7 separate regions of the Homo sapiens genome follow, and regions 1, 2, 3, 4, 5 and 7 are each linked to region 6. The links are chromatin loops, found by intact Hi-C in ENCODE. Cell type or tissue: A673. All regions are shown on one strand.

The links. Hi-C counts contacts between places; a loop is a spot of excess contacts. Peaks named below come from ENCODE experiments on the same cell type or tissue, not always from the same donor. Only the 100,000 strongest peaks of a DNase experiment are listed, where the experiment ranks them.
Region 1: a loop joins it to region 6, with 6 times the contacts of the local background. A loop is called at or near these places in 47 of 110 quality-filtered maps.
Region 2: a loop joins it to region 6, with 2.6 times the contacts of the local background. A loop is called at or near these places in 10 of 110 quality-filtered maps.
Region 3: it touches region 6 in a loop (10-fold over the local background); 103 of 110 quality-filtered maps call a loop at or near these places.
Region 4: it touches region 6 in a loop (4-fold over the local background); 68 of 110 quality-filtered maps call a loop at or near these places.
Region 5: it touches region 6 in a loop (4-fold over the local background); 44 of 110 quality-filtered maps call a loop at or near these places.
Region 7: a loop joins it to region 6, with 11 times the contacts of the local background. A loop is called at or near these places in 6 of 110 quality-filtered maps.

The regions. Positions count from the first base shown.
Region 1 is chr7:106,151,731-106,155,730 of GRCh38, forward strand. No RefSeq gene overlaps it. Among named protein-coding and RNA genes, the nearest start is that of SYPL1, 41 kb to the left of the region's middle. RefSeq lists a silencer at 3,502-3,551. In A673, a CTCF peak has its summit at 2,317 (motif pointing left); a DNase peak (open chromatin) is centred at 2,281.
Region 2 is chr7:105,932,508-105,936,507 of GRCh38, forward strand. No RefSeq gene overlaps it. Among named protein-coding and RNA genes, the nearest start is that of CDHR3, 29 kb to the right of the region's middle. In A673, a CTCF peak has its summit at 2,254 (motif pointing right); DNase peaks (open chromatin) are centred at 594 and 2,274; H3K27ac peaks cover 1,433 bases.
Region 3 is chr7:106,041,325-106,045,324 of GRCh38, forward strand. No RefSeq gene overlaps it. Among named protein-coding and RNA genes, the nearest start is that of SYPL1, 69 kb to the right of the region's middle. RefSeq lists an enhancer at 1,306-1,806. In A673, CTCF peaks have their summits at 204 and 1,676 (motif pointing left); a DNase peak (open chromatin) is centred at 1,597; H3K27ac peaks cover 967 bases.
Region 4 is chr7:105,650,885-105,654,884 of GRCh38, forward strand. The region is part of intron 4 of ATXN7L1 (ataxin 7 like 1); the gene reads right to left. Among named protein-coding and RNA genes, the nearest start is that of EFCAB10, 71 kb to the left of the region's middle. RefSeq lists an enhancer at 1,796-2,519. In A673, a CTCF peak has its summit at 1,649 (motif pointing right); a DNase peak (open chromatin) is centred at 1,657; H3K27ac peaks cover 2,378 bases.
Region 5 is chr7:106,164,734-106,168,733 of GRCh38, forward strand. No RefSeq gene overlaps it. Among named protein-coding and RNA genes, the nearest start is that of SYPL1, 54 kb to the left of the region's middle. In A673, a CTCF peak has its summit at 2,177 (motif pointing left); DNase peaks (open chromatin) are centred at 798 and 2,158.
Region 6 is chr7:105,758,261-105,762,260 of GRCh38, forward strand. The region is part of intron 3 of ATXN7L1 (ataxin 7 like 1); the gene reads right to left. Among named protein-coding and RNA genes, the nearest start is that of ATXN7L1, 120 kb to the right of the region's middle. In A673, CTCF peaks have their summits at 2,130 (motif pointing right) and 2,907; DNase peaks (open chromatin) are centred at 1,111, 1,541 and 2,171; H3K27ac peaks cover 3,123 bases.
Region 7 is chr7:105,690,397-105,694,396 of GRCh38, forward strand. All of the region lies in intron 3 of ATXN7L1 (ataxin 7 like 1), which reads right to left. Among named protein-coding and RNA genes, the nearest start is that of EFCAB10, 110 kb to the left of the region's middle. RefSeq lists enhancers at 1-205, 206-881, 882-1,557. In A673, no CTCF peak of the experiment used is centred here; DNase peaks (open chromatin) are centred at 365, 815 and 1,805; H3K4me3 peaks cover 1,807 bases; H3K27ac peaks cover 3,633 bases.

The DNA of each region.
Region 1 (4,000 bases), 390 kb after region 6:
TACAATGCATGGGGCAGGGTAACCTCCTGCCACTTATAGTGGTGGGGGTTGATGTCAGTGACTTAAGAAAATTAGGGAATAAATGTTTCAGTTATTTTCTCCAGTAACAGAAGGAGGGAGGAGTTGAGGCAGGTATGGTGGCTCCAAAAGGTTACTGGTGTCAACCCCTCCTGTGTATGCCTGCCACTCCTGTGGGTGGCTGTCAGCACTGAGCTCACAAGATGACTGCTGGACCATCCCTGCTGTGGCCGTGTCCCTGTTTCAGTCAGGATCGGACAGGGACAGGGGCAGATGCACCTCCCAAAAGGCCTCATCCCCAGGCTCGCCGGCATATTTAGTGACATTAATCTGTGCAAGAGGCTTGGAATGCAGTTTTTTGTTGTTGTTTCTTTTTAAACAAACATACTGTCCAAAGTTCTCTCACTAAGGAAGGAGGAAGAATAGACTTTGAGCAGGCAACAAGTACTGTCACATAGTCCAAAAGCTCTGATTCTCACAGAAAAGTCCATAATCTTTAAGTGCTGCAGAGATTTCAGGATCAAGGTAAATTTGTAAAAAGTTGGGAAACCAAAGGTATTATACAGTCCCATGGGAAGAGTTTGCTCAACAAGACGGTTCTTTTGCTGTAGTTGGTGAGCCAGGTTCTTGCTCCACGTTCACCCTCAGGGCTTGGTGGGGTTGGGGTTAGCCTGCTCTGCAGCTAGGCTGGCACCTGTCAGTACCTGGGTGATTGTTCCAACACAGACGGTACGTAGGAAGCTGGCACAAGAGCTGACGGTTCTTGTTTGTCATCCCCTATATTTCCTTGTGTCCCCACTCAGTTGGGCCTGCCTGCATTCTTTTGACAGTCGCTAAAGTCACAGACATACTTGACCTTGCAGTTTTTAGAGGGGACCTGTCACCTTTCAATAAACAAGAGGGAAGATCTTTGAGCAGTGAGTTCCAGAGACCCTGTTAAAAAGAAAAACCTTAGACAAGTTTAGCAGAGTTTAAGTGAGAAAAAAACAAAAACTCAGAAAACAAAAACACATGACATGTGAATCAGGCAGCCCTCTGATTCAGAACGGGTTCTAAGAACATGGTCAACAATGTGATCAAGTGTTATGGATGCACGGAAAACAGAAGTGAGGTACATATAGGGCTTAACTGGTTCCGGCTCAGCGTTTGCCTTATTTGATCGTTGGCAGCCAGGGATTGAAGGAAGCTCAGTTGCCGTGATGGCGGAGACTCAGCTATTTTTTACAAAAGCATACTCCTAAATTTAGGCTTTCAATTAGATTAGTAAGCCAGGCTGCCTGCAGTTAGTTAAGTAAGGACTTGGGTGCAAAGGCTTCCTCAGGCCAAATTTAGGTTATTTTAACATCCCCAATGGCCAGAGACAGGCTTCTTGGAAGCCAACTGCTTGGAGTAAAACTGTGATGACAATTCCTTTTGAAACATGTACTCCTTGAAATTTGGAAGACATTTTGGGCTAATAGATGTTCTCTGTGCCTGAAAATAAGGATGGCTTCTTCCAAAATGCAGGTGAGTCAGCCCTTCCCTGCAAAGAACTTGCTGACTGCTGCAATTAGGGGCAGTCCACAAAAGAAAAACCATAAGGCTGCATCAAAGCACTGGCTCCTCTCTCAGAGAACAGAGGAGAAGCTGCCCCTCAGAGGAAGGAAGGTGGCTTTCCAGGAGGCAGATGCTGAGTCAGGAGGAAGGTTGCTTCAGGATGTTATGTTAAAACAAAACAAAAAACAGACCAGGTGCCCTGGCTGACGCCTGTAATCCCAGCACTTTGGGAGGTCAACGCGGGCGGATCACTTGAGGTCAGGAGTTGAAGACCAGAGTGGCCAACGTGGTGAAACCCCGTCCCTACTAAAAATACAAAAATTAGCTGGGTGTGGTGGTGCATGCCTGTAATCCCAACTACTCGGGAGGCTGAGGCAGGAGAATCGCTTGAACCCGGGAGGCAGAGGTTGCAGTAAACTGAGATCGTGCCACTGCAATCCAGCGTGGGCGACAGAGAGAGACTCCGTTTCAAAACCAACCAACCAACCAAAAAAACAAGGCTGACCCCCACCCCCAGCAGAGGCTGAACTTAGAACAAGTACAGATCCCATCAGAACTATGATCTCTTTCAGATCAAAGAGGCTCATGGTACATTCTAGCTTTTCTTGTTCTCTGATTCTAGACATTTTCTGCCTTGAAATAGGAGATTTCCTGGGGTGCGCCCGCCCGCCTTGCCTCATCTCTCAAATACATTCCTGGGAGCAAGGAGCCCTGCAGCAGGCAGCTGCCCAGCGCTCAGCCCTCTGCTGCTCTCTGCTGGAATGTCGCTGCCAACACCACTAGTGCTTATCCTCAAAGCTTTGGCCAATTCCTGGTACTTCTTTTTGGCCTGTTAACAGAGAGAAGCTGACAAGCAAATTACAGACCTTTGTGACTTAGAACTGAATGCTAAGTAAAATCAATGCTCCGTTAACACAGAATGAGCAACATGACTGTTAAAAAAGCAATGATAGGGTCGGGCGCAGTGGTTCACGCCTGTAATCCCAGCACTTTGGGAGGCCAAGGCAGGTGGATCACGAGGTCAGAAGATCCAGACCATCCCGGCCAACATGGTGAAATCCCGTCTCTACTAAAAAAAAAAAAAAATTGCCAGGTGTGGTGGCGCGCTCCTGTAGTCCCAGCTACTCTGGAGGCGGAGGCAGGGGAATTGCTTGAACCCAGGAGGGGAGGTTGCAGTGAGCTGAGATGGTGCCACTGCAGCTTGGCGACAGAGCGAGACTCTGTCTCAGAAAAGAAAAAAAAAAAAAAAGGCAATGATAGAGACATCAGTTGCTTTTTAACTTAATTACCAGACAAGAAAGACCGTAAATTTCTTGTACTTAACAAGAAATGCTTCTCAATGGCCATATTGTGCAAAATATTGTGCGCATACTAAAAGGGACACATGAAACAAGTTATGTACTCTCTGCTTGCAGGAGTTTATAATCATATAACTCAGAAGGAGGGGAAGTCATTACAAAATGAGACAGATCCAGATATATCCCATGAGAGAGCACCAGATAGTGATAGGCTCACATTCAGCTAGAGATCAGGGAGGTTGTGGAAAAGCAGCCGATGCAGCCAGGCTGCTGAGGAGGTGCAACATTTTGGGGAGAGGACAAGAGGGATGAGGTCTCAGCAGGAGGGAAGAATGCTGTGTATATGTAAGTGTGTGTGTATAAAGAACTGTGTATCTGTGCCCATATGTTTGGAAAGAGTGTTGTCAGGTTGCCTTGGGTTCCTTAGAGTCTAATTCAAAAAGCTATTGAATACTTCAGGTAGGGTTGGACCAGTAAAGACTGAGCAGTGAGATAATATTTTGAGATAGGAATAACTGCCCCCTTCTGACTGTTTAACAAAACCCTTTTTACTATGAAATAAAACCAGCTATAGAAAACCACACAAAAGACAAGTATAGCTTAATGATTGCAACGTGGACACCCAAACACAGCAGCCTCCCACACCCGTAAGTAACCACCGTTCTGACTTTTATAGCAATTACTTATTTGCATTTCTTTCTAGTTTGTCATCTAAATGTGTAGCCATAGACACTGTAGTTTAATATTGTTCCTCCTTTTGAATATTGTCATGTGTCCTCAAGTTATTTTTAATTTACGTGTTCCCCTCCATCTTTTCCTTTCCCTTTAAATGTATGGGCTTAAGAATCTGGGCCACTTGACCTGTGATCTGGATCTTAGATTGCGTGTACGTGGTCATCTCTCATGTTCCTCTGACCTTTGTGATCCTGCAGATGGGCAGCTGGATCCAGAGGCTGGCTCACCTTCAGGCTTGAGCCCTTGGTAAGATGCTAGGTGGTGAGGCTTCTTTCATCTCGTAATCTCTCTTTTATGTGCATGATGTTAGCAGCCATCGATTCTCAATGTCTACGTGGACTAACTCATTGGCCGTTGCAAAACGGTGATATTCGGAAACAATAATCTCTTTGTTGTTTCATTTGTTAGTTAGA
Region 2 (4,000 bases), 170 kb after region 6:
TTTTATGAAGTACATAGCTTGTCTAGTGAATTCATATCTCCACTTCTCAGATTCCTTGTATACAAGGATAATGTCTGTCTTACCAGGCTGCCAAGATGTACCTGACATGTAGTATGTGTTCAATAATTGTTTCTTTTCCAGCTTAGGTTAAAAATGGGAATTTTCAAGAAACCACAAACCCACAGAGTTTGTTTAGATCCAAACACAGATATGGCATTTGCCAGCCTCATAAACAATAGAGGAGGCTTTCAGGCAAGCCCCAAGAAAGCATGTTCAGAAAGGGGAAGGAACGTGGGGACAGGAACTATTGCTCCCCTTCTCTCTTTGTACTCAGAAAATCCAGGAAATTCTTCCTCAAGAAAGCATGACCCATTTCAGCCTAAAAGCGTGCTTTTCTCTGGACTGTGCTGGCTTGAGAACATATTTCTTTTACCAAAAAATGAGTTCACAGTAAGTGACTCAGAAGCATATGGATGAAATTTCCTTTAAGCCACTCAAGGGATTAGAAATTAAGGGAAAGAGTGCCTGGCAAAATGCATTTGGGGTTTTGCCAAGCCCAAACCAACTGAGAAATAGTTAAGACACAAGGCAGATCTCAAATGCTGCCAAGTTTACCCATCTTAGCAGGACAGGGATTTATAATTAGAGCTGCTCAGAAAAGCACTGCCTTACGGGTGGCAAAGGACAAAAAAGGCTTTGTCCCCAACATCTCCACAGGCTGCGGTTTCCCAGATGGGCCCTTAACAGTGTACACACCCTCTCCATCGCCAGGGTCCTCAAAGCCACCGCCTCTACCAAGCAAGGTTCGACTTCTACACCACGCCCCTGACATTCTCTCCAGGCCTCTTTTGTTTCTGGCCCAGGCTGGATGCATCACACTGTGAATTCCTGGATGAGGAAGAACAAATCTTGCGGAGTGTTCTGGAATTACAGAGGAGAGCCATAATGGGAAAATGTGACAAAGCAATTCCCTTCTCTGACATACACATTTTACCCCTGTCTCTCACCTTTGTCACGTTTCCCCATTTTTTCACCTTCTGTGGGTTTCTTTTTCTGTAAAATGAAGGGATTGGATCTGCTGGTTTCAAACTGTGCTACCTGGAGCCACTTGCGGGCCTGGCGGGGCCCAGTGGAAGTGGATGGGGAGATGGTGAGAAGGGCTCTCTTCAAAAAAAGCAGGAGGGGGCTCCAACATAGCATTTCAAGGAAATCAAGGGATCCAAAGTTAAACAATTTGAAAATCACAAGTCTGGACGAAGTCTCATTGTTCTTTCCAACTGAACACTGCCGGTGTGGTGTGCCTCACTTCTCAGTCTCCATTCACTAACCCAAATATCCCCAAAGATGTGCACCAATTTTTCTGTCTAGCATTCATCAGAGTGCTCCTGTGTGCCAGGCCCTCTGCTAAGCACTGGGCATACAGCAGTGAACAGAAACCCCAGGGGGCTCATAGACCAGTTGGGAAGATTGGCATTAAACAAATGAATATGTAAATCCAAATCAAGAGGTATGAACACCATGAAAGACAAAATCATGGTTGAAAGTTGAGTGGGCCTGGGGTTGGAGAGATACTGCCCTAAGCATCTCCCCTCCCCACCTGGCTTGCCACTTGCCCCTTTATAGAATAACTAATCGTTGTTCAGTCTTTGATAGTTTCCACTGAAAACATCCCTCTTCTACCTGACAGAGGAGGGTCAAGACACCCAGAGCACAAAGGAGCTGATGGGTTTAGTTAGCTGTTACTGCGGAAAGCCAAGAGGATGAGCTTGAGAGAACAGACTGAGGGCTTTAGATGGGTGAATGTGAGAAAGTCTACAGTGCTTGCTGTGCTGAGGAAAAAATCCAGGTGGATCACCTGGAGGTGACCCAAAGTGCCAATGAAGTGCATGTCAATGGCCCTCTTCACATACTTCACTACTGTATCTGGAGCTCTCCTGAACATCTTTCTCCCATTCCTCACTGAGTTTTGCTAGACATGGCAAATGTTAACTCATTACCAACTCTTAATTGTATTGCTGTTTCTTTGCCCCTGTCTAGCTCTTTCTATTTGTACATTTTGTAAAGAGAAAAGGAATTTAAAAAATAAAACCAAAACAATCTCTGGAGACATTTCTGTGGTTTCCGCTATAGGTAAGGGGCAAACTCACCGTTTCTGGCCTGCAGCGTGTCTGGCCTCTTACCTGGGAGGGAGATGGGGGAGCTAAGCAGAGGGAGACTGGCTTGGCTGCTTGAACAGTGAAGACTCCTGTGGGGCACTAGATGGCAACATTTCTCCAAATCTAAACTTGGCAAGGCCCTGTGGACACAAGGTCAACAGTGCACAGTTGCTAATCCCAACACATTTTATGAAACTCAAGCTTGTGTGGAGGAGAAGACTGAAGCTAGATCTGGTGGACGAGAGGTCCTAACAGTCTCTCTCTCAGAGCTCGGCCCATAGTAAGAGGCTAGTGGTGCTATTTCTACCACTACCACCAACACCACTGCTACAACCATGGCCATCGTCACCACCACCACTATCACCACCACCACTACCACAATTGACTCACTCATGTGGGTATTGTTTTCATTGGTGCTGAAAATTAAACCCTCATTCAGACTAATTCTGGGAGGAGAGATCTAGTTAGCGATATACATCCTTTCAATGTTTTTTCAAATATATGCTACAGCTAGATTAACAAACTGCTGCCCAGTATAGAAACTCAGGAGAATTGCTTTAATGAATAGATAAGAATGGTTTGTATCCGCATATCACTGCTTTTGGTAGATAAGTAGTTGCTTCTTATCTACTTAAGCAATATTTGAAAATAGTATTGTTCTATGTGAACTGAAAATCTACTCCGGAGTTGTGTTTGCATTGTCAATTGATTTAGCATGCGCTTTCTGCTTAGTAACCAGCCCCACTCCCAGGCCCTGCCCTTTTAATTAGTCACCTGTCATCATATTGAAGTGTTCCTCTTGAGGCACCAGTGACCCATGGAGAGTCAAAACCTGGCACTTGACACAGAAACAAACATTTGCTGAACTTATGTAATCGGGCTGGTCAGATGAACTGTTTCTTGGTGATCATGAATTGAACTTACGTGAAAGAACAGGAATCAAGGTGGTCAAGAGGGTGGGAATGTCAAGGGGAAGAGGGCCACCAAGCAGAGTTATAGGACCCAAATTTGACTGCTGGCCACTTCTGTAGATGCCTTAAAGCCCCAGTGCTCCATAGCTGCCACTTGACAGAGGTAGATTTTTTTGCATAGTTGCATTCATGTACTCAATCAACAGATAACAATTAACTTCTGACATGTGTCCAGCATGCTTTCAGGCTCTAGGAATACAGCACTGCACAAGGTACCTGCCCTTATAAGGCTTACATGCTGGTGGAGGAAAGAAACAGAAACAAATAAACAAATTAATAAATATAACTTAGGTTTGATAATACAAAAAGTAAAGCAGGATTCAGGCACAGTGACAAGTAATGGTGTGTGTGTGTGTGTGTGTGTGTGTGTGTGTGTGTGTGTGTGTCCTTTGATTAGTTAGATTCATTAGGGAAGGCTGCTTGGAAGAGATGACATTTGAACAGACAGACTCGAATGAGATGAGGGGGTGAGTCACGTAAGAGTCCCTCAGCTAAAACTAAACCACGTATCACCATTATAGTGAACTGACCTAAGTCAACTTGGTCATGATGCACCACTCTTAAGTTCTTTTTAGTTGAAAATCATTGTTGAAAGATTGAGATAAATAATTTCTATGGTTTGAATGTATGTATGTGTGCCTCCAAAATTTGTAAGTTAAAATTTACACTCCAAGGTGATGGTATTAAGAGGTGGGCCTTTGGGGAAGTGATTAAGTCCTGATGGCTCCACCCTTGTGAACTGAATTAATGCCCTTATAAAAGAGGCTTCAGAGAGCTGCTGACCCATCCTCCATCCCTTCCACCATGTGAGCACAGAGGAAGAGGCACCATCTTGGAAACATAGATCAGCCTTCTCCAGGTACTGAATCTGCT
Region 3 (4,000 bases), 280 kb after region 6:
TCTCTATTTGCCATTTAGCGTCCAGTGAATGGTCCAGGAACACCTCTGGTAAAAGACTACTCTCCCTTCTCTCCACCTTCTCCCGAGCCTTTCAGGGTATGTGTCCTCAATGCCTGCAGAGAGCAGCCACAGGGCATCCTGGGCCAAGATTCCACCCTGTGGCCACCGCAAAAAACCACAGCAGCAATGTGGTAGCTTGAAACCAGGGAATGTGGCGGCACCAAGCCTTCTGGAGGAAGGAGTGAGTGGCTGCTCCACCCACAAGTGGCCTTTTCCCAAAGGGTCCAGGACAGCTATCCTGGCATTTTGCCAAGCAAACTATGGCCACTGACCAAGACAGCACCCAGTTGGGTTCAGAACAGGTCGATCACTGCTGACATATGTAGAGAGGGTTAGAATCCATGGGGGTTCTTGGCATCTCGGAATACACACCCCTGAATTTTGTTTCCTTGACATACCATCTTGCTACATGCTCAGGAGAGTAAAGTTCCCAAATTCTGTCTTTGGTTGAGTGTGTGTATATGTGTCTGTGTAAGTGTCCCTGTAGTCATAAGGAAAATCACTTTGCATTTATGGAATGCCGGCTACATGCCAGATCACGTGAGGTCTTCACATTTATAATTCTACTTAATGTAGAATTTATATGTGTAAATTTAGTTTACATATGAAGAATTGAGGCTCAGAAAGGGTGTGTGACCTGCCAAAGGTCACACAGCTAGTAAGTGGCAGAGGGAGGTAGGATCTGAAAGCAGATCTGACTTTTAAGCCCCTGTGTGCCAGGAGTAGATTCTGACAAGCCTAGTAAGATAGGTGACCCTTGGCCAGGTGCGCTGGCTCAAGCCTGTAATCCCAGCACTTTGGGAGGCTGAGGCAGGCAGATCACTTGAGTCCAGGAGTTTGAGACCAGCCTGGCCAACATGGCGAAACCCCAGCTCTACCAACATACACAAATTGGCTGCACATGGTGGCTCAGGCCTGTAGTCCCAGCTACTAGGGAGTCTGCAGTGGGAGGATTGCTTGAGCCCAGGAGGTCAAGGCTGCATGAAGCCGTCAGCGTGTCATTGCACTCCAGCCTGGGCAACAGAGTAAAACCCTGTGTCAAAAAAAAAAAAAAAAAGGAAACTAAAAAGATAGTTGAGCCTCTTGTTGCTCCCACCCCAACACTGCCTCAATCTTGCGGTTGCTTTGAAAGAAAGGGGCAAGGCTGGGAGCAGAGTCAGAAGGGGAGGATAAGGACAGAATTTGCAAGCTAGTTTATTTAGGAACTGGTGAAATTCAGAAGGGTTGAAGGAGGCCTCTAGGATGGCGACCTTTCCCTAAGCAGCACATCGGTGTTACCGGGCACCGAGAGAGAAAGGTAAAAAGGAGAATGAAGAGGAATAATGGGAGGTGGGGAGATAGAGAGAGGCTGGTGGCCTGAAGACGCTTGCAAGGGGACTCCCCTGCCTGGGGGGCTGGCAGGAGCAAGCACAACCTTCATTCTCTCTAGCAGGGCCAACAAAGGGCAGCTGAATCACAGTATTTCTCAAGAAATAAAAATTCCTAGCACACCCCTGGGGCCTCGGGGAGAAAAACTGACAAGGTGTTGATTGAAAACATACCGCGCTGTGTGCGCCCACAGGGTGAGGCCGCGCTTGCACAGGTTCACAGCGACACCTAGTGGTCTCCTGGGGCACCTGCCGCCTCTGCAGAAATGGCAAGGTTGGTGGGCCACAGGGTGACTGGGTTCCTGGAGGAGATTTGGGGTCCAAATCAGACATTTCCTCTTTTCCCTTGCTGTCAGCACGCATATTTTGCACAACTGTCCACCCTCCAACTGTGTGAAACATGTCGGTATTCTGAGGAGAGTCAGGGGTGGGGCCGGGGGCCATTGGTAAAAGACTGGACTTCCTGGTTGGACACGGTAGCTCACTCCTGTAATCTCAGCAATTTGGGAGGCCGAGGCGGGCGGATCACTTGAGTCCAGGAGTTTGAGACCAGCCTGGCCAACATGGTGAAACCCCGTCTCTACTAAAAATACAAAAATTAGTCGGGCGTGGTGGCACGTGCCTGTAATCCCAGCTACTCGGGAGGCTGAGCCAGGAGAATCGCTTGAACCCAGGAGGTGGAGGTTGCAGTGAACCAAGATCGCGCCACTGCACTCCAGCCTGGGCAACAGAGCGAGACTCTGTCTCAAAAAAAAAAAAAAAGAAAAAAAGAAAGACTGGACTTTCTAATGTTCACCCCAAGACTAACAAGGTATGCATATCCAACTGGCTCTGCACCATCTAGATTTTCTGAAGTGGTCACTATTTCCTCTAATTTTATTCTCTTCATTTATTCAATATAACTAAAAGTATTTAATGGTGAAATCCTCAGATGGCTTTTACACAAATGAATTCTCCAGTCACAGAAATTTCTTTGTTGTCGACCTGCTCAGAAAATAGAACAACTATACTTCTATATTAGGTCAAAGACCTTGATGTCCATAGTGAACCTGATCAATAAATCTGCTTAGAAATGAAAACAATGCATCTCTTTCTGGATAATAGCACTTGAACATTTTTGTTCCCTCCCTGGCCTCCTCTCATGCCATTTAAGCCTTGGCTAATTTCCTTGTCTGAAGGCCCCCTGGAGACAGAGCATATCCAGTGTGAGCACAATGCCTGAGACATCGTTGATACTCAAAAATGATTTCTTACTGAATGGCTTCAGCTCCTGATGGAGCAGCAGATGCCACAGGAGGAAGGTCAGAGAGTTCAGTCCTCCGTGAAGCGCTGCCAGAGGATTCCAGACTCTGAAGGGAAATGATCAGACTAGCAAGACCCTTGCTAGGGTGTCCCTACCTGCAATCCAGCTTCTTGTTAATAGCTGGGGATGACTTGTGGTTAAGTGGTAGCCCAGTGTGGCATTTGCAGAGTTCTGGAACAAGGCTATTAAATGTCTGTGGGCTGGCACTCCTGAGAGGGCTCCATGTGGCCATGCTTTCCAGACCCCCTCAAAAGCCCCACTGGAGCCTTTCCTTGTAAAGAAGCCATGAGCTTCTGTGAACCAATCCTGCTGGGATGAAAACCATTGTCTCCAAGCTAAATTTTATCCAAATTACATTGGCCAAATTGTGTTGCATTAACTGGGTTTCTTTCTGGTTGCAAAGAACAGAGAATCATAGGTTTATTGGGATATAACATGTGAAAATAAAGAGTTGGCTCCATTGCTCAGTCTGTCCAGAACCCAGAAGAAGCAGAAGACCTCACTTCTCAGGGGTGGTGTAGTATAATAGATATTAGTCATATTGGTGCCACCCCAACATCATTTGAAGAAACTTCTTAAATTTGGAAAATACGCCATGTGAGGGGTGCTACCTCACCAGGGTGGAGATCAGAACTCAGTTACTCAGACTCCTCTGCAGCTAGGACACAGGCATGTGACATAGGCTCTGTGGATTGGATGCAGTATGATGAGATTTCAGTCTGGAAGAGTGAAAAGCCAGGGAGAAGCTGCTGCATGGAATTGTTCTTGGTGATGGGGCGGAACATGGTGGAGGGACATGGAACCCCAGAGGCAGCAGAGACAGAGATGATAATAGTAACATGCACCAAAGGCAGTGGGATCAAGCCTGTGACCAGACAGGTGAGGATTTGGGTATTGTTTGTGGCTGCAGAGTGCCAACCCCTATTTCTCCGACCTTGCTGGAGAGTCTGTGAGCCACTAATATGCGTCCATAAGTTCTTTTCTGTTTAAACAAATCAGAGGGGATTTTGTTGTTTGTAGGTAAGAATCCTGATTGATAAAAGCCTAGTGAGGACTCAGGGAGACTGTGATCAGAAAGTCATTTAGCATGCAAGGCATCTGTAAGAGGTTAATGTCAGGAGTTCAAGGATCTTTGCTCCGGAGAGGTTGTGCTCAACTATTTTGTTTGGGGCTGAGGCTGTTGTTACTGCCTGTTTAACATCCCTTAAGCAATAACCATTTTCTACTATTAGGTCCTGTATTCTGGTGGGGCTGACATCATGCCCTAGCT
Region 4 (4,000 bases), 110 kb before region 6:
AAGGTCTGTGCCTTGTCAATATTCTGGCAAATTTATAGAATGTGGAGTGTTGGAAGATAGTTTATAAGGCTTAGATAAGGCTTAGAAATATAGGCTTTCAAATCAGACCAACCTAGACTCAAATCCTGCCTTTTCTGTTGCTGGATGCATTACGGTATCACAGCCTTCTGGCTACCCGGTTTCAGAGCCTCAGTGAGCTTATCAGGACTCTAAGAATGAGAAAGAGGACACCTGGCCTGGCAAGGAGTGAGTGCTGGTTTCAGTCCTGCCTTGGTGGGGTGGTCTCATGCAGTGCAAAGCCCACACAAACATATGTGGCTGCCCTGCCTAACTTATCTCAGGCCTTCCTGGCTCCATGCCTCAGTTTCCTTATCAGTCAAATGAAGATAATAAGAGATATTTGAAGTGATTAAATGAGGTAGTAGATACCAAGTGCTTAGCATAGTGCCAGGCACATAGCAGACTCTCAATAAACTCTAACTAAACCAAAAGGGCACAGAGGATCCCAGCATCTGCTCTCATCCACCGATACTTGAAAGGTATATATGTGGGGTGCAAATCATGGTCACCATCAGAAAACTTCTGCTTCCTTAGTCCCTTCTGGTCCCACCGTGGAAGGAGGGGTGGACAGGGTGGAGGCAGAAGCACCAGCAGAGGGTGGGAGCAGCAGCCTTCCACATTCATGCAGAGTAGAGGACTCCTTCTGGGTGAGGCAGTGAGGAAGAAAAGCAGAACGAGGTGGGGCCAGATTCAATGGCCCTTTTCCAGGACCTGTCAGCCCTACTTCACAAGCCCACCTGCTTCTCCATCTCTAGTATTCTAGGCACTGCTTAAGCCTGGACTAGTGGTTAAAGGTCCCATCTGTATAGGACATTCTGGAAGAGGAGTAAGGAGGAACTCCAGCCTCCTCATGCACAAACATGTTGTCTCCTGCAATCCTGAAGTATGTTAGGCATTGGGGCTCTCTGCTGGTTCTAAGATGCCTCCCAGAGAAATAACTCTATAAGCCCCCCTCTAGGCTGCTCCAATTTTCTGGAAGCAGGAGGCCCCAGCGCATGTCTCCCTGCTGGTCTGTTAGTCTCTCTTGTACTTCTGTTATTCATGGCTTCCCAGGGCATGGAGCTCAGAAGGTGGTCTCCAAACCTGCTGGGAGAATAAGGAGTGCTAAGTGTCCTGACATTCCTGGGGAGTCCTAGTGCCCTAGGACTGTGAACAAGTCAGCAAGTCAGAGAAGAGGAGAAGATAAAAAAGGAAAAATCGAGCCCTCATGCAGTAGGGCATAGGATGCTGCACAGGCTGCCTTTGGGACCAGCTGTGTCTGCAGCAGTGTAGCCTTGGGCAGGGAGTCCAGGAGCGTTTTAAGGATAACCCTAGACCTAATCAACTGCACCTGCTCAGTGCCTTTCCTCTGCAAATGAGAACGAAGAGCCACACAATTCCAATGAATGGCCATTGAAATTCACATCAATAAGGAAATGGTATCAGAGCCTGGGAGGGCAGGAATTGAGAACGTAGAGATTAGGAGGCAATTTGATTCTGCAGGGAGCGCTGGTGCAGGGTGAGGCAGAGCCCCAAGCACCCTGTCCCCAGCACTGGCCCAGAACAGGCTCCGCTCAGGAGCAACAAGCGGGAGCACTCCCCTCGGCAGCCACCAGAGGTCATTGGTTCCTGCTGTTCGAGCTGTAGGCTGCTCTGCAGTGCCTTCCAGCCAGTACAGCCCAGACAGTTACTGTTTCCCAACAGTCCTGGAGGAAACCCTGACCCAAGGGGAGACAGGGCAACTCCTTACAGAACACCCTCCATCCCCCTGCCAGGAAGGCTGGGAGCTGGCACCTTGAGCAGAGACCCTGGGCTCCCATCCTAAGCCTTTGGCCTTCAAGAAGCTTTTTCTGAGCACGCTGAAAGATGAGGAAATGGCAAAGCATCCCAGGCTACTTATCAGTGCTCCAGCTTCTGGCCAGGTACCCTGACACCTGCTGCTCCCAGTTTCCTGCCAGAGGAAAAGCCCTCAGGAGCACCTTCCCTCCCCCAGGCATCACTCACTCACTCTGCTTTTTCCTTTTTTGTATTAGAATCCGGTTCTGGGCAGGCAGCCTTGCACCTGAACCACCTCCATCCAGAAAACAAAGCACATTTTCTTTTTAAACCCTCAAGGGTTTATTCTGAATGGCATTTTTGCCATATTAAAAAAAAAAGTTTATCTTCACACTGACCTACAGCAAACTCAGGATATTCTTTGTTCCAAATTAAATAGACTTTTTCTTTTTTAATCTCTATGTTAGCAATATCAGGCCGGGCATGGTGGCTCATCCCAGCACTTTGGGAGGCTGAGGTGGGTGGATCACTTGAGGTCAGGAGTTGGAGACCAGGCTGTCCAACATCATGAAACCCCGTCTCTACTAAAAATACAAAAATTAGCCAGGCGTGGTGGTGTATGCCGGTAATCCCAGCTACTTGGGAGGCTGAGGCAGGAGAATTGCTTGAACCCAGGGGATGGAGGCTACAGTGAGCCGAGATCGTGTCACAGCACTCCAGCCTAGAAGCCAGGGAGAGACTCTGTCTCAAACAAACAAAAACAACAACAACCAAAAAACTCTATGTTAACAATATCAGCATCCAGTTAGAAACCAGCTCTTCCCTGAAATTCAGTCACTCACAAGTCAGTCTGACCAAAGTCCACCTCTTAAACAGCTGTTAAAAGGTCCAGGCCTCAGCATCGCTTGCAACCTTTCTGGCTTGGCCTCTCTGTGTGTTCTAATCTGTTTGCACTCAGCCACCAACGCAAATCTGACCATGAAAGTCTTTGTGGGCTGCCCAAGGCCCAGAGGTCCAAGTGTAACCTTCACAGCCTGGCCCACCCCACCCCTCCTGCCCCAGCCACCTTCTCCTGTAGCCTCGCTGGACTTCTCACTTCTCCTTGAACACCAGTGCTCCGGCCTGGCTCTGTGCCTTTCTGTGGGCCGGGCTCTCCTGCTGGTGTGCCCTCCCCCATTCTCCAGGTGAACACTCCCCCATCTGTCCAGATCCGGAGGAAACATCCTCTTCTCTCCCAGTGCCTGCTGTTCCTTCCTAGGTGTTTCTGCTGCACTCATCATGTCCTATGGCAAGGTTTTATTTCTACATCTATGTGTCCTGACCAGACTGTGAGCTGCCTGATGATGGGAACCCTGTCCCAGTATACATGTCGCTCTGGAATTATCCCAGCAGCCTATACATTATCTAGCATTTAGGAAGGGCTCGATAAATGTTTGATGAATGAATTAATGTTCTCAGTGGAAGTTAAATCACATAACACAATAAAAACCAAACTGGCACCCCACCAATGCTTGGTAAGAACAAATGCTTTAGGTGGGGATCAGGCTGTGCTGCCTCTCCTCTTCTGAGAAGAGATTGTGCAATGACAAAGGTGAAGTGTCCGCTCATAGCGGCACATGCTGCACACCTACCATGCATGAGCAGTGAGTTATGCACTCACGTGCAATACCGTGTTTAATCTCTATCCCCAATTTCATAGATGTGGAGCCTGAGGCTGAGAAAGGCTTGCCCCAGGTCATTCCACAAAATGAAGGGCAGAGAGAGCTTGACGTCAGGCAACACCGAGGGTGGTGCTCTTTACTGTAGCACTGGAAGCCAGAAGGCCAGGGGTCAAGTCTCAGCTCCTCTGCTGTCCCACTGTGTATGTAATCTCAGCCCATCGCTTCATCTCTTTGGGCTCTGTTTTCTTATCTTCACCACAAAATAGTCTTTAGGCTCAAATAGGATTGGGCTATCAAAACATCTAAAAATCATAATGAGCTATGCAGCTATGAAGGACCATGGTTACTAATCTCTGTGGCTCATCCCTCTTCTTTCCTTCAGGCCATTTTTTTTTTTTGAGACGGAGTCTTGCTCTGTTGCCCAGGTTGGAGTGCAGTGGCACAATCTCAGCTCACTGTAACCTCTGTCTCCCAGGTTCAGGAGATTCTTGTGCCTCAGCCTCCCAAATAGCTGGGATTACAGG
Region 5 (4,000 bases), 410 kb after region 6:
ACAATCTTGCTTCAGGAAAAAAGGGTTAGAATATTTAGGCCCAATTTGGGGCTGAGAATCTTTCACAGCATACAATTACTTACATGTCTTTGATTAGGAGAGTTAATATAGTGTAGTGATTAATAGCACAGACTTTGGATCCAAATTCTTTTAATTTGATCTTGCTTCTGTCACTTCATAGCTATATGGCTTTTCCTTGCCTTTGTTTCCTCAATGGTGAAATGGGAATAAGACGGGATCCCTGTTTTAAAGGCATTCACACTCTAGTTGTGGGAGACGACAAAAAAAAAAAAGTGCTGGGGGTGGTGGCTCACATCTGTACTCCCAGCACTTTGGGAGACTGAGATGGGAGGATTGCTTGAGCCCAGGAGTTTGAGATCAACCTGGGTAACATTACAAAACCCCATCTCTACAAAAAATACAAAAATTAGCCAGGCATAGTGGTGTGTGCCTATAGTCCCAGCTATTTGGGAGGCTGAGGTGGGAGAATAGCTTGAGCCCTGAAGCGAGAGGAGGCTGAGGCTGCAGTGAGCCAAGACTGCATCATTGCATTCCAGCCTGGGCAACAGCAAAACTCCATCTCAAAAAAAAAAAAAAAAAAAAGATGCATAGTATGTATCAGCTAGCAGACACTATTTCCCCATCCTTGAATCTGGCCTTGGCCATGTGATTGGTGTGGCTAATAGCATGGGGCAGAAGTGCTGGTCCTCTAGTCCTGAGTCTGAGTCTCAAGTGCTGGTGTGTTTCCACTTGCTTTCTTGCACTTCTGTTATTGCTATGACTAATTTGCTAATCCCCGGGGAATGGAAAGATAGATGGAGCCGAGCTACATTCAGCCTAGATTATTCAATCCCTAGCTGCTTACAGAAGTATGAATGAGCCCAACAGAGACCAGCAGAACTGCCCAGCCCTGCCTAGACTAGCCACCTCCCCAGCTGACTGGCAGATGAAGGAGAATTAACAAATTCCTGTTATTTTAAGCCATGGAGTTCTGGGTGTTTTTTTACACAGCCATAGCTCACTGACATAAACAGCTGAGATTTATCAAGGTCTACTTTGTGCCCAGGACTCTTCATTTTCACAGCAGTCGTGGGGTAGGTACGGGGCATGCTAACTTAATTAAAATGTAATTAATGGAAATTTGATATAGTGCAATAAAGATATTAATAAAATCGTGCTTTGTGTGCAAAGTTTGAAATGAGGCAAATTTGTATTATACATCTCACCTCCTCCCATCGCTCCCCCACCCCCAACCAAATCTTGTCAAACATCATGGAACATCAAGGTTACATGACTGGTTGTAACCAAGGCTGACTGGCTGAGTGTGTTGTAAATGGTGCCTGCTTGACAGCAGAAATGTTTGATATTCTTTGTCTGGATTAGCTTAAATTACTGCATTTTGTATAATGAGAAGTCTACATTGAATTTGTCATATAAAAAGGACAACTACTTTGGACTATCATTATTAGCTCCAATGAACAGATGAGGGAAGTGAGACGTAGAGAGGTTAAGATCATGTGGTCAGTAAATGGGTACTGCCTTCTAGGATGATGGACAATGCCAGAAGTTAGATAAATGCCAAATGCCTAAAATCATTTTTCCTCATCACAGGACACAGTTCAGCAGTATCTAGTTGCTGCAGGGTATTTGACTTCAGGCTGAGAGGGTCAGTCCAGGTTTACCAGACCATGCGCCCTTTGCTTTCTCTCTTCAGATTCTAGAATTTCTAGTGATTCAGGTGTTGATTTTGCATATTCTCCCTGGTCTTTGATATTTTCAACCTTGTATTTAACACTACTAGTAATGTGATTGTTCTCTGCTCCCTGTGTCCATGACTTTTAAGCATTTCCTACTTTATTAATGTGCTTTGCTAATTTGGATTAAATTTTAAAAAATCATCCATCTCTGTCTTTTCCCTTTTTTTCAGCGGTGTTCTCACCTCTGCCCTCAGGCTCATAGAAACACCAACATGGCACATGTATACATATGTAACAAACCTGTACATTGTGCACACGTACCCTAGAACTTAAAGTATAATTAAAAAAAAAAAAACAAAAACAAAAAAAACAAAGAAAAAAAGAAACTGGGCCTAAATGGGAGTTAGGTCATTCCCATGCCCTTAGTGGGCTTTCTTGGCTCTGGAATAAATTCCTGGCCCTTTATTGCCCTCTAGTGGCCTCCTGAATTACTGCTTCATGTATGTGACGTGTTTAATCCACTGTTTTGACCATTTTGAAAGGATATAGTTCATAACAGCATTTCATCTCTCACTGGATCCAGTCTCCTTCATGATACTAAGTTATGTGTTTGAGGAAAGCTTAGACATTTAAAGATTTGAGGCAAATTGATAAAAGTTATTTCAGAGAATCCCAGGAAAGTTCTGCTCTAACATTTTGACCTCCAGTTGAGCCCCGTGCTAACAGATACTTTTCCTCTCAGCGTTAATGAGAAGCCAGTGAATAAGTCAGTCAACAAACATTTACTGAGCACCTGTCAAGTACCACACACTCTTTTAGATGCTGGGACCTAGGCGGAAGAAAGTGTGTCAAGCTCTTGCGTTGCTTTTCAAAAACTATTCTGCTATTATCATTTTAAAAAGCTAACAACCAGCCCACTCACTTTACATGACTTACCTGAAGAGGAAAAGTTCATGTTGCTTTCTCTAACCCCCAGTGAATCTACATCACTTTTTATAGTCCTGGCTTGGTTAGTTGTAATACGATCAGATAAGTCACCAATAATGGGTTAAATTATGGTAACCAAATTTTTCATAACAAATGTACAATGAGCAAATTCAATTTTCTACAGCAAATAGTAAAACAAGTGTCATAGTCTCTGGGTTAAGGTTATGTAACAGTAAACCATGGCAGCTAAAATAGAATTTCGCAAGAATTCTTGTGGCAAATGAAGCACCCAGTTTTATGATCTGGCTTGAAAGGGCTTTTACTCCAACTTGGCTAAAATTCATCTTTTTGGTTTCTTTGAGACTAGCTGGGCTTGCTATTCTCAAAGCATTTGTGGTGATAGTATTTTTATTTTTTTAAAGTTTCTTAATGACCATTTTTGGAACATGTAGCTTCTGATTTCAAGTATAATCTTAAGGCTGAAAAAAGTCCTGCAGTTTATAGCTTTCTATTTTTACATGTAATGCTGATGGCCAAAGCTGCTGCTGTTTAGGAGCTTGCCTTCTTGTAGGGGAGAGAGCCTGTGATCGGGTAAGTAAGTAAGCCCAGAGGAGCAATGCCTGGGTTAAAAGTCAGACTGGGCTAAATGTCATAGTTCTCTCTGGCTCTATCCCTAGATATTTGGGCTTCCAAGGAGAATATTCAAAACACGACTTAATTTAACACCTGCTGTGGTACTGCACCAGCTATTAAATCTTCACAGGGTCTATTGTCCCTGACTGGCTTCACCTGGCCCTGGGCCCTGGTGGGATTGGAAATGTCCTCCTGACCGGTGTTAGTCGGGGGGTCACTTCCTCATGCTATGCTGAAGGCATGCGACCTCCCCTCCAGGAGTCAGTGCTTAGCACAAGTCTCCTTCTAAAAGGTCAGTGCCTTTTGAGGAGTTTCCCTCTGTCTGTGTGGAAGAGGGTGTAGGGGGAGTTTTTGGAGATACCGAACAGCTACTTTAGGTAGTCTCCCTCTCTCAGGCCCCTCCCATGAAGAGCTCCATGCAGTGAAGCCAGTCCAGGTTTTGTGGTTGATATGTTTTGGCTCTATGTCCCCACCCAAATCTCATGTTCAATTGTAATTCTCAGTGTTAGAGGTGGGGCCGGGTGGGAGGTGATGGGATCATGGGGGTGTTTCTTATGAATGGTTTAGCACCATCCTCTTGGTACTGTCGTAATGATAGTGAGTTCTTGTAGTATCTGGTTGTTTAAAGGTATGTGGCACCTCCTGCCTTGCTCTCTCTTGCTCCTGCTTCTGTCATGAGAAATGCCAGCCCCCCCTTCACCTTCTGCCATGATCAGAAGCTTCCTGAGGCCTCCCCAGAAGCA
Region 6 (4,000 bases):
AGCTCACTTCTCCTCCTGGGCTGGGCTCAATCTAAGTATGTTACATCCATGACGGTGATTAATCCTCATACCACCTCTCTGAGAAGCATGATTATACCCATTTTCCACACATGAGAAGATTTACACTCAGTCAGAGCAGGAGCTAGACAAGGCTGGCTGAGCAGTGAACCTTGCTCCCAGCCCGGCTCTGAACCATCACACTCTTCAGTGTGAAGCAGGAGATTTTAGCCTCACGTTTCTGGACATTGGAAGGACTCAAGAGCTTTGGGGTTTGCTCCTTTGGTAGCCAGTGGAGGACAGATCAGTGGTGACAGGTTCTGGCTCTGTGGCCCCCTGCCATGCCACTCTGAAAGGGGGCCCTCCCCTGCCTGTGCCTAGGCCTCCCTGGCCACCACCCAGTTTTTCCATGAGGGTCTACCGCAGAATGCAGGTGTGAAGTCTTTACTCTGTACCTCCCTACACTGCCCAGGGTAGAATGTGCTGGTTCTTCTCAGGACTGTGCCATCTGTAGATAGACCAGGGCCTTAGCCTTCCTTCTTAGCAAACGAAGTGTATCAGTTCATAGGAAACCACTCTGCTGATGACACTCAACATCTGAACACAGGACAGTAAAAAAGGCCCTTGATTTGGGAGGTACGGGGAAGAGAATGGAGACAGGCACGATTCTGTCTTTACATCTTGAGCCATCCCTGCGGAAGGGGGTCCGTGGGGTGGCCGGGGGTGGTAAGGCTTCAAATCCTTTCTTTGAACCATTTTAAAGTTTTCTTGCATGTTGCCTCCTTTCCCCATAAACCCATGTAACACATCACCAACTACTACACAGAAAATGTTAAATATATAATAAATATACTAAATTATATAAAAATATTATTTAGTGGCCTTTTTTTTAGTTTATTCTTACTTTTTTTTTTTTTTTAATCCAGGTACCCAATTTTATCAGCCACGTTTGGAGTAATGGGTTGATGAATGTTGATACAGTCATGGGGTTTCATTTATTCATTATGTCTTCCTTCTTCTGTGGGAGGCAGCGCTGAGATGATAAATGCTGGGCTCAGATCCAGCTTGGGCCACTCACTCCCAAGATTCATACACAAACAGACCAGCTTGATCAGGGCCCAGCAGGGAGGTGAGGCTTAAACCTCCTCGCTGGAGGAGGAGCCAATAAGAAGACTGGCAGCTTGGATAGTGAGTGTGTGTGTGTGTGTGTGTGTGTGTGTGTGTGTGTGTGTGTATGTCAGAGTGACCTATCCCAGGTGGATGCTGGGAGTGGTGGCAGGAAGTGGGGTGTGATCAGAGAGACAGGAAAATGCTCAGAGAAATGTGTGATAGCTCAGATAGGTCTCAAACCACAAGGCCCTGTCTACACATCCAGCACGATTCCTTCTGGAACACAGGGAGTTAAAGATGAAACAACTCTAGAAACTGAAACCAATTATCCATGGCAATTTATTAAATAACTAAGGTTTCTAGGCCTTATTAAAATAAATGTTTAGTGTATTTTCTTATTCTCTGACATTCAGTTCTTTACTTGTCAGCACCTGCTGGCAGCAGCTGGAGTAATCTTACCAATTTTGCCATATGTGCAAATCAATTTGATTTCCGCCCCCCCCAAAGATAGAAATCAGTAAAGTGATTAAGTTACAATTAAGGCATGTCATTGAAAGCCCAGATAACATGAAAAGGCTGAGGAGGAATCAGCTGGAGGTCACCAGTGATTTCCTTCCACCCAGGTTAAATGATTTTCCCCCCTCATTCTCCTGCCTGCTCTACTGCATGTGACACTGTGGATGAATCAACAAGCCTCCTCCTACTTCTGGGAAGTCTCTCCTTTTTCTGGCTTCCATCATGCTTTCCATATGCCAAGTTCTCCTCTTGTCACTCATACTGGCCCCCTAACTGTTAATCTGTCTGTCCATCTATCCAACCATCCACCCATCCAATAGATGTTTAATGACCCAGTGTGTCATGCACTGGGAAAAGTGACAAAGGATATTTATGTATGGTTTTACAGTTAAAAAAATGCTTTTCCATATATTATTTAATTAAATTCCTGCTACAACCATATGAGGGGGCTGTTAGGATCCCCATTATTTTATATATGAGGAAACAGGCTCTGAGAGGATCTGCAATTTATTTAAAACAGCACAGCCAGCAGGTGGCAGGGTCTAGACATGAATTCAGGTTTTCATCCCATTAAGAATTCCTAATGGTACTCTCCTATATACTGGTGAGGTATAATTTCTCAACTAGCCTCACTGTTCCTAATGAAATGTCACGCTCCAGCTATCACGTATTAACTGAGACTATGTTAGGCTCTGAGGGATGCAAAGACTGAGTCCCCATCCTCACAGAGCTTGTGGCTGAGTTGGGAAGGCAGACATTAAACATTTCTGTTCACACAAGAAATACTTGTTTTCAACATATAAGGGAGAGCTCATCTAGTTGTGAAAATTAGGGGAGTCTTCCAGAAGGAAGTAATCATTAAGATGCAGTCTGAAGGATGAGTCAGAGTTAGCTTTGGAAAGCGGGGATGAAAGAAAATCACATGTACAGAGGGAAAAGCATGTATGTGCAAGGGCCTGTGGCAGAAAGACCCAATGTGCTGAAATTTTGAAGGCCAGCTTGACTGGAATATAGACAATGAAAGGGAGCCTGGCACAGGATGTGGCCCAGACCACACAAGACTTTGTAGCCATGATAATGATTTTTACTTTTAGCTTAAGAGCAAAGGGAAGCCACAAGTCAAGAGAATGACATGATGAACTTTGATTTTGATTCTGACTTCTGCGTGCAGAATGAATTGTAGAGGAGCAAGAGTGGAAGCAGGAACAGCTGGAAGGCTTTTGCAGTTGTCCAGGTGGGAATTGATGGCAGCTTAGACCAGCTTTGTGGTGGTGAAAATGAAGAGAAGAACCCCACAGGTACCCCCTGCTCTGCTCAAGCCCATTTCCTTACTAGATCCTGACACCAGAGTGTGCTCACGAATTTGCAGTGAATGGAAGCTTGTCCACACTTCAGGGCTCTGCTGGAGTCTCCTCTTCCAGGAAGCCGTCTCCAGACAATGCCAGTCCTCTGAGATCTTTCAGAAGTTGTACGTCTCTTCTGCGTTTTCCATTCTCACACCTGATGCTTCTCTATGGCTTGGCTGCTCTCTGGTCCACTCCTGGAGATGCCTTCATTTCTCCTGTTGTCTTGCTTTCTCCCTTTGGAAAGTAAATGCTTTGTTGGCATTTGCTGAATGGTATCAACATGGCTCCTTTGGAAATTATATTTGTAAATGATTACTCATGCCAATTGCCATGTTTCCCCCTAAATTAAACACTGGTTGCTTAAATGCGTCTTCATGATCTTGTTCTATCAAAATGTATGTCCCAATTTTTCCATTACTTCCTCTAAACTCTTTTCCATATTTCTCCTAGTAGAAAGCAGTTTCAGGGGGAATGGAATGGCGGTGGGGTGGGGGCAGGAGTGCAAGACCTGAATTCCTATACCTTTTTAATGGGGTATTTGATTAATCCTTTTCATGGGCACCATTATTCATGCCTTGATAGAATCTCATTTTATAGCTCTTAATACATGGACCCAATTTATCCACATCACATTGTATTCTAATACTTGTCATCCAAGTTATTAGCTATCTCCTTCTCAGTGTAAAATCATCAGTAAGTTTGATTAGCTTATTCCCTGGGGATGATAGGGGAGATAAGAACAGACACAGTACAATATGACCCCAAGGGCTCTGCATTCTCAAAAGAAGACTGCTACATGGAATCCATTTATGGAGCCAGGGTGGCCAAAACAAACATCCACCCCATGGGAGGGACTCTGTGCAACCCAGGAGCTGTAGCCATGAAGGGCTGACTGCTGCCATTACTGGCAGGACTGAGCTATCATCCTAAGTGGGATTTTAATAAAAAATAGTGGGGTTCTTCCACCACCTGCTTAACACTCCCTCCCAATGACTTTCCTGAGAATCACAGCCCAGAAGCTTCTCTTTACT
Region 7 (4,000 bases), 68 kb before region 6:
TCCTAATGGTCACATTTACCACCTTGGAAATTTCCGTTTTCACTGTCCGTTCTCATTCATGTGATGCTGGGGGTGGGGTTGGACCCATCTGTGTGGGACTCAAGGTCTTGGATCTAAGCAGACCCGCTCCTCAGAAGGCCTTCCGTGAGGCCTAAATGATGTTTGTCGTCTTCTCCTTCTTTTGCGATTTGTTTAGTTTAAAATATTTAACCCGAGGCACAATGAAGTGTCTCATTTACAAGGTTCTCCCGGACCATTAGACTGGGACTCCACATTCATTATGCTGATGAACGCGCTACTTACTCATGCAAATTCCAAGAGCGGCAGACTCAGAGATGGGAGGTGCTCAAGGTACGATATCAAGGGCTGATTTAATTACACAGCCATTCAGTGGGACAAGCACGGCAATTTTTAGCCAACTGTTCTAGTAAATATTACGGGAAACCCTTTTATAGAGTGCTAATTCCGGCTTAGTGTTTTCGCTAAGCTTTAGTTCTTACTCAAACATGCACACGGGCCCCCAAAGATGCTACCACCAGGCCAGAAAATCACACAGATAAAGCATGAGCCCATATGCCATCTTGCAGTCAATCATCCTTTTAAAAATGTTATAAATGTCTGCATATCACTGTCATTTAGGTGGGGACAAACTAAGGTCCAGTAACTTCCCTGTGTCTGTTCTTCCTCCGTCCCCCTCCCCCGTGACTCTGAGTCCTGCAGACCAGCCCTTGGGCATGTTTTGGGTCACCAAATGCCACTGCTCCCAGGAGTTTGACAAAACAACCGCTGTAAACTCATTTCAGACGTTTGAAACAATACCCAATCACTGCATCCACCCTCGAGGAGCGCCCCAGAGGAAATGGCATCATTACTTTCATTTTACTCCGTTTGTGAACGACTAAAGGAAAACAACACGTCCTAGGACTCTCGGGAACGTTATTAAGTGACCCCTAAGAAATTAATCATCAAGAGCTAAAATAACCCTCTGCTGCACATACACCGCCGTTTCTCTAAGTGGAGAAACAAATTTCACTTTCCACAGTTGGAACAGAAACTCTTATGCATCCCCGTTTCTTCAAAAAAAAGTCTATAAATAACCTAGGATCAGCAAAATTATGCAAAACATCCTGCTAGAAGAAGAAATGTAAACTAAAACCACTTACAGAGAGACTCAGGCTGCCAACTTAATCTGATGCTACGACGACTGTAAACATGTTGTACTTTTGGAACCTGAAGCGATCCACATTAGCACGGATGTCAGTAAAAAAAAAAAAAAGAAAAAAAAAAAGAGAGAGAGAGAGAAAGAAAAAGGAGGGAAAAAAATCGCAACGACTAAACAACAACAAAAGCCCAGCCCCAAACAGAGCAACGTGATACGGTATTCTGCACGGTGCACAGCCCGACGGCTGACCAGCTGCAGTCAATACCAGCTATCCGCGCTTGCACACGCCAACTGTTTTGACTACACGCACTTGTTAAACACGGAGTTTCAGGTCCTACCAGTTGGACACCAGAAGTTCATAGAACTGACCCAGTGCCAAGAACAACAAGCACAGAAAGCGAACCGGCTGCCTCGTGCGGGTGTTTTTGTTAACTGTTTATGCAAGCCCCAAAGCAATTGGGTAACAATTACGAATAAAAAAGAACTTAAATTACAAAAGCAAAAGATTACCACCTTGAAGGAAATGTAGATATTGGCAGCTGAAGGACAGACGTCATGCTACTTTATTGGTGGGGTGGGTGGGTAGTTTTCAGAGAGAACTGGTTGGGGGAGGGGGAGGTGTCACATGACACACTGCGGTTATTAGCAGAAGGAACTGGGTGCTTCCTCGAAGCATCTTTTAGAGATTGACTTAGATTTTGCAAATGTGGAGGCTTTGCTGCACATGTGGGGGTGATGGCAGGAGCACTAGAATTTGTCAGTTGGTAAATCCCATAGGAGAAGAAAGGGACATGCTGGATGAATTTCTTTCTTTCCTTCCTTCCTTCCTTCCTTCCTTCCTTCCTTCCTTCCTTCCTTCCTTCCTTCCTCCCTCCCTCCCTCCCTCCCTTCCTTCCTTCTTTTTTTGAGATGGAGTCTGGCTCTGTCACCCAGGCTGGAGTGCAATGGCGCTATCTTGGCTCACTGCAACCTCTGCCTCCTGGGTTCAAGCAATTCTCCTGCCACAGCCTCCTAAGTAGCTGGGATTACAGGCATGCACCACTACGCCTGGCTAGTTTTTGTATTTTTGGTAGAGATGGAGTTTTGCCATGTTGGCCAGGCTGGTCTCGAACTCCTGACCTCAAGCGATCAACCCGTCTCAGCCTCCCAGAGTGCTGGGATTACAGGTATGAGCCACCGCACCCAGCTCTTTCTTTTTTAGAGACCTTTTGCTCTGCCACCCAGGCTGAAGTGCAGTGGTGCCATCAGAGCTCACTGCATCCTTGAATTCCTGGGCTCAAGCGATCCTCCCGATTCAGCCTCCTAAGGAGCCGCACCACTGCCCTTGGCTAATTTTTAAATCTTTTGTAGACACGGAGTCTTGCCACCAGGCTGGTCTCAAACTCCTGGCCTCAAGCGATCCTCCTGCTTTGGCCTTCCAAAGCACTGGGATTACAAGCATGAGCCGTCATGCCCAGCAGAAACACTTCTTAAATTGCTTATTTTAACAGGCTTTTCCATTTTTCCCAGAGTGCATCAAGCAGTATCTCACTGTAGGACCAAGAGAATTAACCAAATAAAATTTTAGTTACCTGAGGAGTTCAGAAAACAATTCCAAGAGAACCTGGGTGTGGACGTAAGAGTGAGAAATTTTTTTTGTTTTTGTTTTAAATAGAGACAAGGTTTCTCTCTTGCCCAGGCTGGAGTGCAGTGGTGCCATCATAGCTCACTGCAGCCTTGAACTCCTGGGCTCAAGGAATCCTTCTGCCTCAGCCTCCCAAGTAGCTGGGACTATAGGTGTCTGCCACCATGCCTGGCTAATTTTTAAAGTTTTTGTAGAGACAGAATCTCACTATGTTGCCCAAGCTAGTCCTGAACTCCTGGCCTCAGGCAGTCCTCCCGCTTGGGCCTCCAAAGTGCTGGGGTTACAGGCTTGAGCTACTGTGTCTGACCGAGTGAGAAATTTTAAATTGCTGGGTGGACTTAAATCTAATGCCCCATCCATCCATCCATCCATCCATCCATCCATCCATCCATCCATCCATCTAATTTGAAGAATAAAATGTCACCCCCTTCCCACTCCACAGGTTTTGGGGAAAGTAATGAGTAAGTAGAAACAGGCTGTTTGGAAAAGCCACTGTGACTGTGGGCCAGCTTCACCTTTGTTTTGGAGAGCAAAGGTTGCTCTTCTGGTTACGGGGCCACCAGCGCCATGGTGGTGAACAGGAACCCACATAGTGGCTTTCTCTTTCCCCTCAAAGTAACCCACATTTTATTACCAACTATATATAGAAATTGTTTCACTGGGATCTGAAATGGAGCCACCCTGGAGTGAAATGCAGCAGTTGCCTGATACATCACAGGAGAAGAGCAAAGGCAACTTAGCACATCCAAGACCAAGGAAGGAGCAGGGGAGGAAGAAGTCGGGAGCAAGAAGTCTGGGGTGGGGAAAGGAGGAGGGTGGAAGGGATGCAGCAAGAGAGAAGTTTCAGGTCCTGAGGGAGAAGTGAGCCTTTTTTTTTTTTTTTAAGGCAGAGTCTCGCTCTGTTGCCTAGGCTGGAGTGCAGTGGTGCCATCTTGGCTCACTGCAACCTCCGCCTCCCGGGTTCAAGCAATTCTCCTGCCTCAGCCTCCCCAGTATCTGGGTCTACAGGCACATGCCACTGCACCTGGCTAATTTTTATATTTTTAGTAGAGATGGTTTCACCATGTTGGCCAGGCTGGTCTCGATCTCCTGATCTCAGGCAATCCACCTGCCTTGGCCTCCCAAAGTGCTGGGAGTACAGGTGTGAGCCACTGCACCTGGCTGAGAAGTGAGTCTTCAATCAGCCCTGTCCTTGGGGTCAGCAACTGTTAAAG